2 separate regions of the Homo sapiens genome follow, and region 2 is linked to region 1. Evidence: chromatin contacts called from ENCODE Hi-C data. All regions are on one chromosome and are shown on one strand. Each heading gives the region's core, a stretch centred on a gene start or an enhancer-like site at or near the end of the contact. The rest is flanking DNA. Distances are from core to core; before and after follow the strand shown.

Region 1 (5,191 bases), core at 1,715-4,214:
AAGAAATAGGGGTGCCTTTTCTCTGCTCTGGTTATTCTTTGTAAATAATATGATTCACCCTTATGTCTCTACCTTGCTTAGACGCAATCTTCCAGGCTCTCTGAAAGCTGAATACCAATGAGCTGCAATTATACATCATCAGGAACATGAAAGTCCTGTTCACTGCTACCCAAGTGAAGAGCTAGAATTATCCTGCTTTCTTTAGAGTTCCAAGTTCGTGATCCTTGGGCCGGTCAACATAGGATGGTCCTAGCAGCAAAGGAAAGGATTTCCATGCAGAGACTGGGCTTGATTTTATTGAGAGAAGCAGCGGGCTTGTTTGTGTTTGTTTTTTTAACAGAGCCAAGGAAGATCAAGTGGAAGCCACGTGAATGGGCACCTCACTCCACGGTTACCAGCATTGATGGGGCCCTGCGAGCATCTCTGTGAAGCCACATGAACGGGCACATCACTCCACGGTGACTGGCACTGATGGGGCCCTGCGAGCATCTCTGTGAAGTCACATGAACGGGCACCTCACTCCACGGTGACTGGCACTGATGGGGCCCTGCGAGCATCTCTGTGAAGCCACATGAATGGGCACCTCACTCCACGGTGACCGGCACTGATGGGGCCCTGCGAGCATCTCTGTGAAGCCACATGAACGGGCACCTCACTCCACGGTGACCGGCATTGATGGGGCCCTGCGAGCATCTCTGTGAAGTCACATGAACGGGCACCTCACTCCACGGTGACCGGCACTGATGGGGCCCTGCGAGCATCTCTGTGACTTCACATTTCTGAAAGTCCATAGAATCCACCAGCCTCATAATGAGCGCTCGTCTACAGACGCAAGGACACCGCAGACATCCAGGCAAATCACGACATACTACGCCAATTCTGGCTCAGCTTCCTCTTTTACAAACAGTGATAGAGCAGTCCCCAAAAGGCAGACGGCTGGGTTCCTGGATCAAAACACTCCTTTGGGCAGCTCCTTGATGCTGGAGTCAATTCTGCTACCATGAAATAGAAGATCACAGGGGTTCTCTATGATCAACAGTAAGCAGCTCATTTAAAGAAGTCACCTAAGGCAGGAGGAGGAGACAGATGTTCAATTCAACCCCAGGCTCAGATTAAAAGTTTGATATTTCTATAAGAGCCAATTCTGCTGCTACCCTGGAAGCAGAGGGATGGGAACTTCAGATCCGTTTCACTTAGGAACCCACAGAAGAAATGCAGTCCTGTGGCTGAAGTCTGCACCTGAGATGGCCATGGAGCCATATAGAAATTCCCTTCATGTGGGGCTGGTCACGCTCAGCTCAGTCCTTTCCACACGTGGTTTGTTACAGAAGGTCCCTCTTGTACACATGCCACTGGGATTCAACTGTGCTATTTTGCTTTTTTTCCCCAGGAAGATGCTTACAGATAAGCCTTTCTGCTGCCTGGATTACAAATAAGGTTCTTTCAATGCGATGATGTTTATTTGGCATAGGAAACAGATTGCAGCAATGCAACAAAGCACACAGTCCTGCGGGCCCATCATCCGCCGCTGTGCCTCCACTGTAGCCCTGTCCAGACCCACGTCCCACTGCAAGCTCCTGGAGGACAGGGTCTGGTTTCTCTCTACTGCATAGCCAAACCCTCGGCAAATGCCTGCCCAGTGAGCTTTCTATTCGGGCACAGAGTTTGGTCTATCCCAAGAGCACTCTTAGAGGCTACGCCTGCATTGCAAAGCCAAACACCACTCCGAGAGACTTTTCAGAGGAAAGAAGGGAATGTGATACCCACTTCTTAGCATTTTGAAGGCAGAACTCCATTTTTGTTTGTTTGGTTTCTTTTTTTAGAGACAGGGTCTCGCTATGTTGCCCAGGCTGGAGTGCATGGCTAGTCACAGGCGTAATCCCATTACTAATCAGCACAGGAGTTTTAACCTGCTTCATTTCCAGCCTGGGCTGCTTCATCCCTTCCTAGGCAACTTGGTGGTCCCCCGTTCCCAGGAGGTCACCAAGTTGATGCCAAACTTAGTGCAGACACCCACAGAATTCCTGGGCTTAAGTGACCCCCCTGCCTCAGCCTTCCAAGTAGCTGGAACTACAGGTGCAGGCTACCATGCCCAGCTGAAGGCAGAATATTAAGCTGAGGGAGAGGTGAGCCACTCAGTAAAATTTACAGTTCCTACAGCAAAAAGTCTATGTATCTTGTCCATGGGATATCTCTAAACAGCAGTACTGACTCAGTGTTGACACCGCAGGCATTTGCGTTTTCATTAAGTTTTATCTACCCTATCTCCCTCACGTTATATCTTCCTTGAAAGCAAGAGGCATGTCTTCTACTTCGTAATTCCTCATGGGACCAATCCTATGGCTCACACACACAATGAGCCAAATAAAAAACTGAGAATAGGCTGGGCATGGTGACTCACACCTGTAATCCCAGCACTTTGGGAAGCCCAGGCAGGTGGATCACCTGAGGTCAGGAGTTCGAGACCAGCCTGGCCAACATGATGAAACCCTGTCTCTACTAAAAATACAAAAATTAGCCAGGCATGGTGGTCAGCGCCTGTAATCTCAGCTACTTGGGAGGCTGAGGCAGGAGAATCGCTTGAACCCGGGAGGCGGAGGTTGCAGTGAGCCAAGATCACACCACTGCACTCCAGCCTGGGCGACAAGAAAGAAACTATGTCTCAAACAAACAAACTGAGAATAACAAACTTTCCCATGGACTGTCTTTACAAACAAAAACTGAATGTGAAAGTAACTTCTCTAAGACCAGTAATGGGACTACAGAGCCTGACTTAGCAGCTGGCCAGCACCGCGGAGGAAACGCCCTCTGACTACACATCTGTTCCTGCATTCACTCAACAAACATCGAAGTGCCTGGCATTGGTCTGCACGGCATAAACAGAACAGAAGGGCTGCCTCCCAGTCCCACCCCTTCCACGCATTCACTTCCTCACTCATTCTTTCAGGAGACACCTGTGTCAGGCACGACGTGGTGAACTTTTAAAAACGGATTCAGTAGTACCAAAATACTCATAATGTGCAGACAGACAAAAGAACTGGAAGGAGTCGTGTTTTCAGACACAGGAAGCTTTTCACGTGCTCCACCTGGACCTCATCTCTCAGCCTCACACTCCGATCTTCAGCAGCCCCCGCTATGCGCCCGAGTCTTGGGACGTCATCCCGGAGCTCCTAGCCTGCCCGGGAGGCAGAGCCATCAGGTAAGAGACGGTCACAATGACAGCAACACAATCCCGCTTGGGTTCTCTGTACAGAGTTTTCCTTTTAAAATACCTTTTCCACTGATGTTATTTAAAAATAACAACCTCAGAGTAGACTTCTGATCTCTACCACAGGGCAGGTACATCCCTCCCTTTTTATGAGTAATTCCTGCAGGGGTTATAGCACGGCCTCCAGGTCACACGGGCTACACAAAAACACTTAGCCCAGTTTTCTAACTCCCAGGGAGTGAAGGAATCACTATTTTAAAAGGTGGCAAGCTTTTTTCTCCTTTACTCAGATTTAACTCTGATAGAAACTGACAGGCTCAATCTTGGTTAATTTTTTTTTTTTAAACACGAGAACAAGGTTCAAGAAATTCATCTTCAGGTGTCAGAGAGACGAAAAGAACCCAATAGCTTTTATCTTCAAGTCCTACATTTATGCATCTCGTAATGAGGGTGATGGCTGGTTCCCTTACAACGGAGGGCTTCATGCCTAGTGAACAACGGACCTGAATTTATATCAGCCATAAAGCCTTCCAGACGTGACGGTCACGCTAACATCCTGACATGAGGCAATCTGCAGAGAGATGGAAAGTGTGCTTGGCTAGAGGTTAGTGCTGCCTCTCTCTATTTTCTTCCCTTGTACCAACTGATTTCAGACTGAGGAACTTGAAGACAGAGTGACACTATGAGCTCATATAACTCTCCTCAGCTCTAAACTCGGCCACAGCAGATGTGTTTTTAAGAAACTAATAGACTGAAAATGACATTTACAGACGAAATGCTGTGACGACTGAGATTCGTTTCAAAATAATCAGGGGAAGAGGAAAAGTGGGTGGGAGGAGACATAAAACAAAGATTGGCTAAGGGCTGATAGTTATTGAGGCTGCATGGATATTATAATATTGGGGCATCCAGAAATATTACATGATGCTTTCTACTTTTGTATATGTTGAAAGGTTTTCATAGTAAAAAGAAAAATCATACCAAGAGACCAGCAACATTTATCAAAGAAGGCTGACTTAGGTATAAGGATGGTCAAGATACACTGTTAAGTGAACAAAAAAAGATGTACAAAGGTATAGAGAGTTTATTTACATATACACACACACACCCCCTGATAAAAATATAGAAAATTTCTGGAAAAATAATAACCTCCATATGCTATTCAAAACAAAAATGTATCACTTTTTAATGATGAGTTTTAGATAACAATTGTTTTCATCCGATGGGGGGGCAACAGGAGGAAAGGGCATAGTCGGCTTGAAAATGAGATAAACATCTCCATGGGCCAGGAACAGAACAGAAACCATATTGGAGATCAGGGCTAGAGCCATGGCTGGAACCTGGAAGCAAGCAAAGGGCCAGATGTTCACCCTCTGTGCAGCGTAGCAGGGACCAAACACCCCACGCACGGGGGAAAGTGGAAGCCAGGCTCAGTGAAACAGGGAGTGGGGGCTGCCTCGGGCACAGTCCTCGGTCTCTCCCCCTGTCCTCGTCCCTTCCTCCTCTGCTGCAACTATACTGCAATCTACATTCGTCCCTCCCCCCATCTTTGATCCCCTGGTTTCCAATATTCTCTGGGATATTAAAATGTTCTTCACTATTGCGGACTAGTTATTTTCTCTTTGTAATACTGTCTGTTTCTGTTTTGCAAATACCTTACAATGTTTAGGGTAAAGCCATAAAAACTGGTCTGTATAGATAAGACACTATTAATAAATGTATGATGGTAATTTCCGCAGAAGCGGGAAGGAGGGAAACACAGTACCAACACCCTAGCTAGCTGCGAGGAAGCCGGGAGATAACATATCCAGCGTTTTTGTCTTCCATAATAGGAGGCAGGCTTCTATGGCAGAGAATTCCCAAATTCTAGGAAAGGGGTTAAGATGCTGAGAAGCCAAAAGATGAGCAATAATTTTGCTAAGTTGTCAGCAGCCCCAACCGTACATATAAGGAAACTGAGGCTGAGGTTAAGTGACTTCCCTA
Region 2 (5,191 bases), core at 1,097-3,596, 250 kb after region 1:
CCTGGGCCACAGGGCAAGACTCCATCTCTTTTTTTTTTTTTTTTTTAAAGTAGGGGGTGGTAAAGACTAAATGAGGACTGTTCATATCATCAATCACAGTACATGACACAAAGAACAAAATCAATTCGCAGATGAATAGATGACTTCTATTCATTGAGATAGAACCATTCTGGGACATATGTTTAAAAAACTAATAAGTGAAATAAAAGAATTTACCCAACAATCTTTCAAAATATTAAATGATAGATATTAATTCTCTGCAATCCTCCCCAATTTTTACGAAGCACATAACTTTTATAAAAATGCAAGGCAATAAAGAGGCCAAAATTATAGACCCCTACCCTCCATAGCTTAAAATTTAATTTAAAAAAATCAAGTTATATACACATTAATAATGAAATAAAATATATGACTGAGCAGCAAAATGAGCAAAACAGAGAATAAGTAATAAGGGAGATAGATGTTAAGAGAAAGGGAAGAAAAGAGAAGACAATGAGCACAGTCACAAAGGTCAGCAAACAATTACCCAACAGGCAAGTTTGACCCATAACCTGTTTTTACAAAGTCTATAAGCTAAAAATAGTTCTTACATTTTTAAGTGGCTGAAAAATATTTTTAAAAAATAATATTTTGTGATGCATGAAAATTATATTAAACTCAAATTTCTGTTCCTCTAAAGTTTTACGGAAGCAGAGACAAGTTAATTCACTTCCGTAGTCTCTATGGCAGCTTCCACGCCATGATGGCGTAGTTGAGTAGCTGCAAGAGAGACCATATGGCCCACAAAGCATAAAATATTTACTATCTGGCCCTTTACAGAAAGTTTACTGACCATTAAGAATGTCAAATATAAGAACATGAATGAAAATCTTTTCTCATATATGAAATACATAAAAGAAAATAAAATTTGGACTTAGCTCTAGCAGTCTGTACTCTAAGAAGCTGAATAAGCCCAGAATTCAGAAAAACAGATACTTTATTTTTAATAACAATACCTTCATTCTCTTATCTATTCATGCATCATAGTTTTTTATTATCAATTGAAAAATAGTTACCTAAAAACATAAAACTAGAAGAGAAGCTGGGTGTGGTGGCTCATGCCTGTAATCCCAGCACTTTGGGAGGCTGAAGTGGGTGGATCACATAAGGTCAGGAGTTCAAGACCAGCCCAGCCAACATGGTGAAACCCCTTCTCTAATAAAAATATGAACATTAGCCAGGCGTGGTGGCAGGCACCTGTAATCCCAGCTACTAGGGAGGCTGAGGCAGGAGAATCACTTGAACCCAGGAGGTGGAGATTGCAGTGAGCTGAGATCGCGCCACTGCACTCCAGCCTGGGACACAAGAGCAAAACTCCATCTCAAAAAAAAACAAATAAGAAAACTAGAAGAGAAAAAAATCCAACAGCAAGTTTACCACCAAGACATGGCTATGAAATGAATGAGGCTCAAAAATAGAACTCTCTCCACTCAGATAACTGCATATTCTTGTAGCAATAAACTTTCTAAGCTACTGTTTGTAAAAAGAGTATACATTAAAATAACTAAATACATTAAATGTGTAACATGAGCATTACATTTTCCTTATAAAATTATTTTAAAGAAAAAAGAAGTATGGGCCGGGCACGGTGGCTCACGTCTGTAATCCCAGCACTTTGGGAGGCTGAGACAGGCAGATCACTTGAGGTCAGGAGTTCAATACCAGCCTGGCCAACATGGTGAAAACCTGTCTTACTAAAAATACAAAAATTAGCCAGGCATGGTGGCGCATGTCTGTAATCCCAACTACTTGGCAGGCTGAGGCAGGAGAATTGCTTGAACCCGGGAGGCAGAGGTTGCAGTGAGCCAAGATTGCATCACTGCACTCCAGCCTGGGAGACAGAGTGAGACTGTGTCTCAAAAAAGAAAAAAAAAAAAAAAAAAAAAGAAGAAGTATGCTAAATAATTATTTTTCCCATCCATTTAAAATCCTTAAAAACTAACAACCACCACCAAAAAAAAAAAACCCTTCATTCCAACTTGGCAATAGCCTTAAAATGAAATTAATAATTTAAAAAAAATTAGGTCACATGGTGATGCAATCTAAATTGCCAATAGCAGGATATTCAAGATCATTAATAGGCACATAAATATCCTCAAACATTAAAGGTGGATTTCAGGCTCTAAGTCATAACTACCTAATAAAGAAATCATCAAATAGAAATAAATATTCAAAATGTGCAGATTTTGAAACTGTTGTATTCTTTTGTTTTATATAATACATGTATTTCTAAAAGCTGCATGTAAATTGAATAACCGTTTAGAGACTCAGGAGAGGTGCCTATATGTATGTGTCCATCATAGTACCTATCACCCTAAGTCAACTTCCTCTTTCAGCTCAACAGCCTTATGTACCTTGGGCAATGCTGGACTATTCTTTGCAAGGAAAGGACAACAGCTGCATCAAGGATGGCCCACTGACCCAAGGGCAGTCCTGGGATTTGTTAAGTGGTTAAAAAAGAGTGACGAAAAGGTCCTATACCAATGAGATTACTCCCTCTGTTTTCGACCAGAAAACAACACAGCACACACTCTAGAAACCTGCTTTTTAATAGAAGTGCTCCATTAAATACTTTTATAATGTGAATGGCCACCCCTTATTAGTTTGATTAAGTTCTGGGTCCTCTATGCTGGGTCTCTACAATATCTCTATGTTGAGAGGCAGTAGAATAAAGTTCAAAAAAAAAAAAGAAAACTTCTTGTGTTTGAATCGCTACTATACTTCTTATTAGCTGTGTAATGATGAACAAGTTGTGTTTCGGTTTCTTCTCTAAAACATAGATAAACAACACTCTCTCCCACAGAGACGTATGACAAATGTTAATATACATGTGAAAACACTAAGTAGTCAGTGAATGTCAGCTATGATTATTTACATAGTGTTAAAGAAAATGCACAATCTCTTTTTGTTTTCATGTTATGGGGCCACCTGAGAAGAAAGCAGTAATAAGATCATCACATACTTCCAAAATGAATTTGAAATAGTCTGAAAAGGGGCAAAAACAGTTAAAACAGGCCTAAGATCAGCAATTAAAACAGCAAATCTAATTTCCTTTAAGAGAAAACACTTCTAGGCGTGCAAAAGGCTTACTGGAAGAGAGACAAAAACACAATACTGCTGTCCCTTTCCAAAGATCACACGTCAAATACAGACTGGAGTCCTCTCCTAACTTCCTAACTTCAATCTAGACTAGAGGACTACATATATATGACATATAAAATGATGAAATATTTAAAAATCCACTTGGTTTCTAAGGTTATCAAGGAAGGTTCTATCCAACTCCTCTAAGAGCCTAAAAACAGAGGAGAACCAACATAGAATCAGTATGAAGGAAGGTTACAGTTCTAAATTTATATTTACACTTAATCTTAGCCAAAAGGCCAAGAAGCAACTGTATATTTGTTACATAATAACCTTTTATAAATATCTCCACTGGCCAGGCATGGTGGCTCACGGCTGTAATCCCAGCACTTTGGGAGGCCAAGGCAGGTAGATCACGGGAGGTCAGGAGTTCGAGGCCAGCCTGATCAACATGGTGAAACCCTGTCTCTACTAAAAATGCGCCAGGCATGGTGGCGCATGCCTGTAATCCCCGCTACTCGGGAGGCTGAGGCAGGAGAATCACTTGAACCCAGGAGACAGAGGTTGCGGTGAGCCAAGATCACACCATTGCACTCCAGCCTGGGCAACAAGAGTGAAACTCCAACTCTAAATAAATAAATAAATAAATAAATAAATAAATAAATAAATAAAATGTCTCTGCCTTCATTGTTTTCAAAAGTTTCAAGGGATGAAATTCAAAGGTCTTTCTTCTCTATTTATTATCTTACAAATGTTGTAACTGCTCCTACGTGCTCAAATTGATCTACTAAGCAAACCTAGCTAGATCCATGAGAAATTCAGTCCTGTAATAGGAAAGGGAGTAGTGGAAAAACAAACTAGAAATGGAAACCAATATTTTAGTCTGTCAACTCATACGAGCCCCTGAGAAAATCATTTAATCACACCAGACCTCAGCTCTCTCACTCTGAAACAGCTTGACTATCACTTCAAGACCTAACATTCCATTATTTGGGATTAAGCATTCAAAGGAAAGCTATTGGGTTGGGGCAAAAGTAATTGCGGTTTTTGCCATTACTTTTGCACCAATCTAATAGAACCTGGATTTGTTTCTCTTCTAAGTAAGATTTCCTCCAGGCCCTTGCTTTTGCTTTCAAAAGAGTTAAGGGAGGAAAAAAATGTTTAAGCCATAAAAAAAACCTCACCAGATTTTATATTAACAAGTTTCATTCATCTTCTCAAAAGTCTCCTCTGCATAGTTCTTAAAAGACAAGGAGTATGAATATAGATGAAAATAGTGGGATTTTAAAAGTGTTTTGTTTGGCTTAATATTTTGGAGGAAAACAGATTTATTTTATTTTTTGTAGAGACAGGATCTCATTATGCTGACCAGTCTTGTTGACCAGTCTGGTCTCGAACTCCTGGCCTGAAGCAATCCTCCCATCCCAGCCTCCCAAAGTACTAGGATTACAGGCGTGAGCCATAACACTTGGCCAGAAAAAAAATTTTGTTTTCCATCTACGTTTGTATCTTTCTAAGCAAGCCCCATTATATTTCTGTTTTACAGATTGTAAACATTACTCTGCCACTTCCCAGTGGGGAAAAAAAAAACTTTTTTTAAAAAAAGTAGCGAAAAAAAAAATCTATAACCCTTTTCCCCTCAAATTTTCCCCCATCAATACACAGTATCCAAAATAAAAACCATCAGGGGCCATGGAGGAGTATAATTGAAAAAGCAACCAAATCACAGCACAAGGTTGAGATGCAAATAGTATGGCTCTGGTGAATGAATATCACACTCTTAAGTCATAACTCAGATATCAACAACCCCTTTAAATCCCAGCTCATGATTTAAAAAATAAAAAAATTTAAAAAAAGGAAGAACTTAAAATATTATCCAGATAATAGGACCGGGTGCAGTGGCTCATGCCTGTAATCCCAGCACTTTGGGAGGCCGAGGTGGGAGGATCACCTGAGGTTGGGAGTTCGAGAGCAGCCTGACCAACATGATGAAACCCTGTCTCTACTAAAAATACAAAATTAGCCGGGTATGGTGGCGCATGCCTGTAATCCCAGCTACTCGGGGGGCTGA

What was found. A loop is a pair of places that touch in the nucleus more often than their neighbours do. Pooled maps may share reads with other maps.
Region 2: a loop to region 1 is called in a map with no recorded cell type, with 2.9 times the contacts of the local background. The contact joins the enhancer-like site here to the promoter of XXYLT1-AS2 in region 1. A Hi-C loop is called at or near these places in 6 of 37 single-sample maps with no recorded cell type and 5 of 50 pooled maps.

Annotation. Positions count from the first base shown.
Region 1 is chr3:195,144,907-195,150,097 of GRCh38, forward strand. It overlaps XXYLT1-AS2 (XXYLT1 antisense RNA 2), which reads left to right and starts at 2,965. Exons shown (of 2, transcript NR_102711.1): 1 at 2,965-3,199. The region is part of intron 3 of XXYLT1 (xyloside xylosyltransferase 1); the gene reads right to left. LOC105374296 (a long non-coding RNA gene) reads right to left here. Exons shown (of 2, transcript XR_001741088.2): 2 at 4,365-5,191. It also overlaps the pseudogene RN7SL36P. RefSeq lists enhancers at 2,683-2,792, 3,033-3,082.
Region 2 is chr3:195,394,890-195,400,080 of GRCh38, forward strand. All of the region lies in intron 1 of ACAP2 (ArfGAP with coiled-coil, ankyrin repeat and PH domains 2), which reads right to left. Among named protein-coding and RNA genes, the nearest start is that of ACAP2, 46 kb to the right of the region's middle. Within about 2 kb of position 2,347, at least 2 of the 41 ENCODE cell types and tissues checked have a DNase peak (open chromatin) inside an H3K27ac peak, as active enhancers do.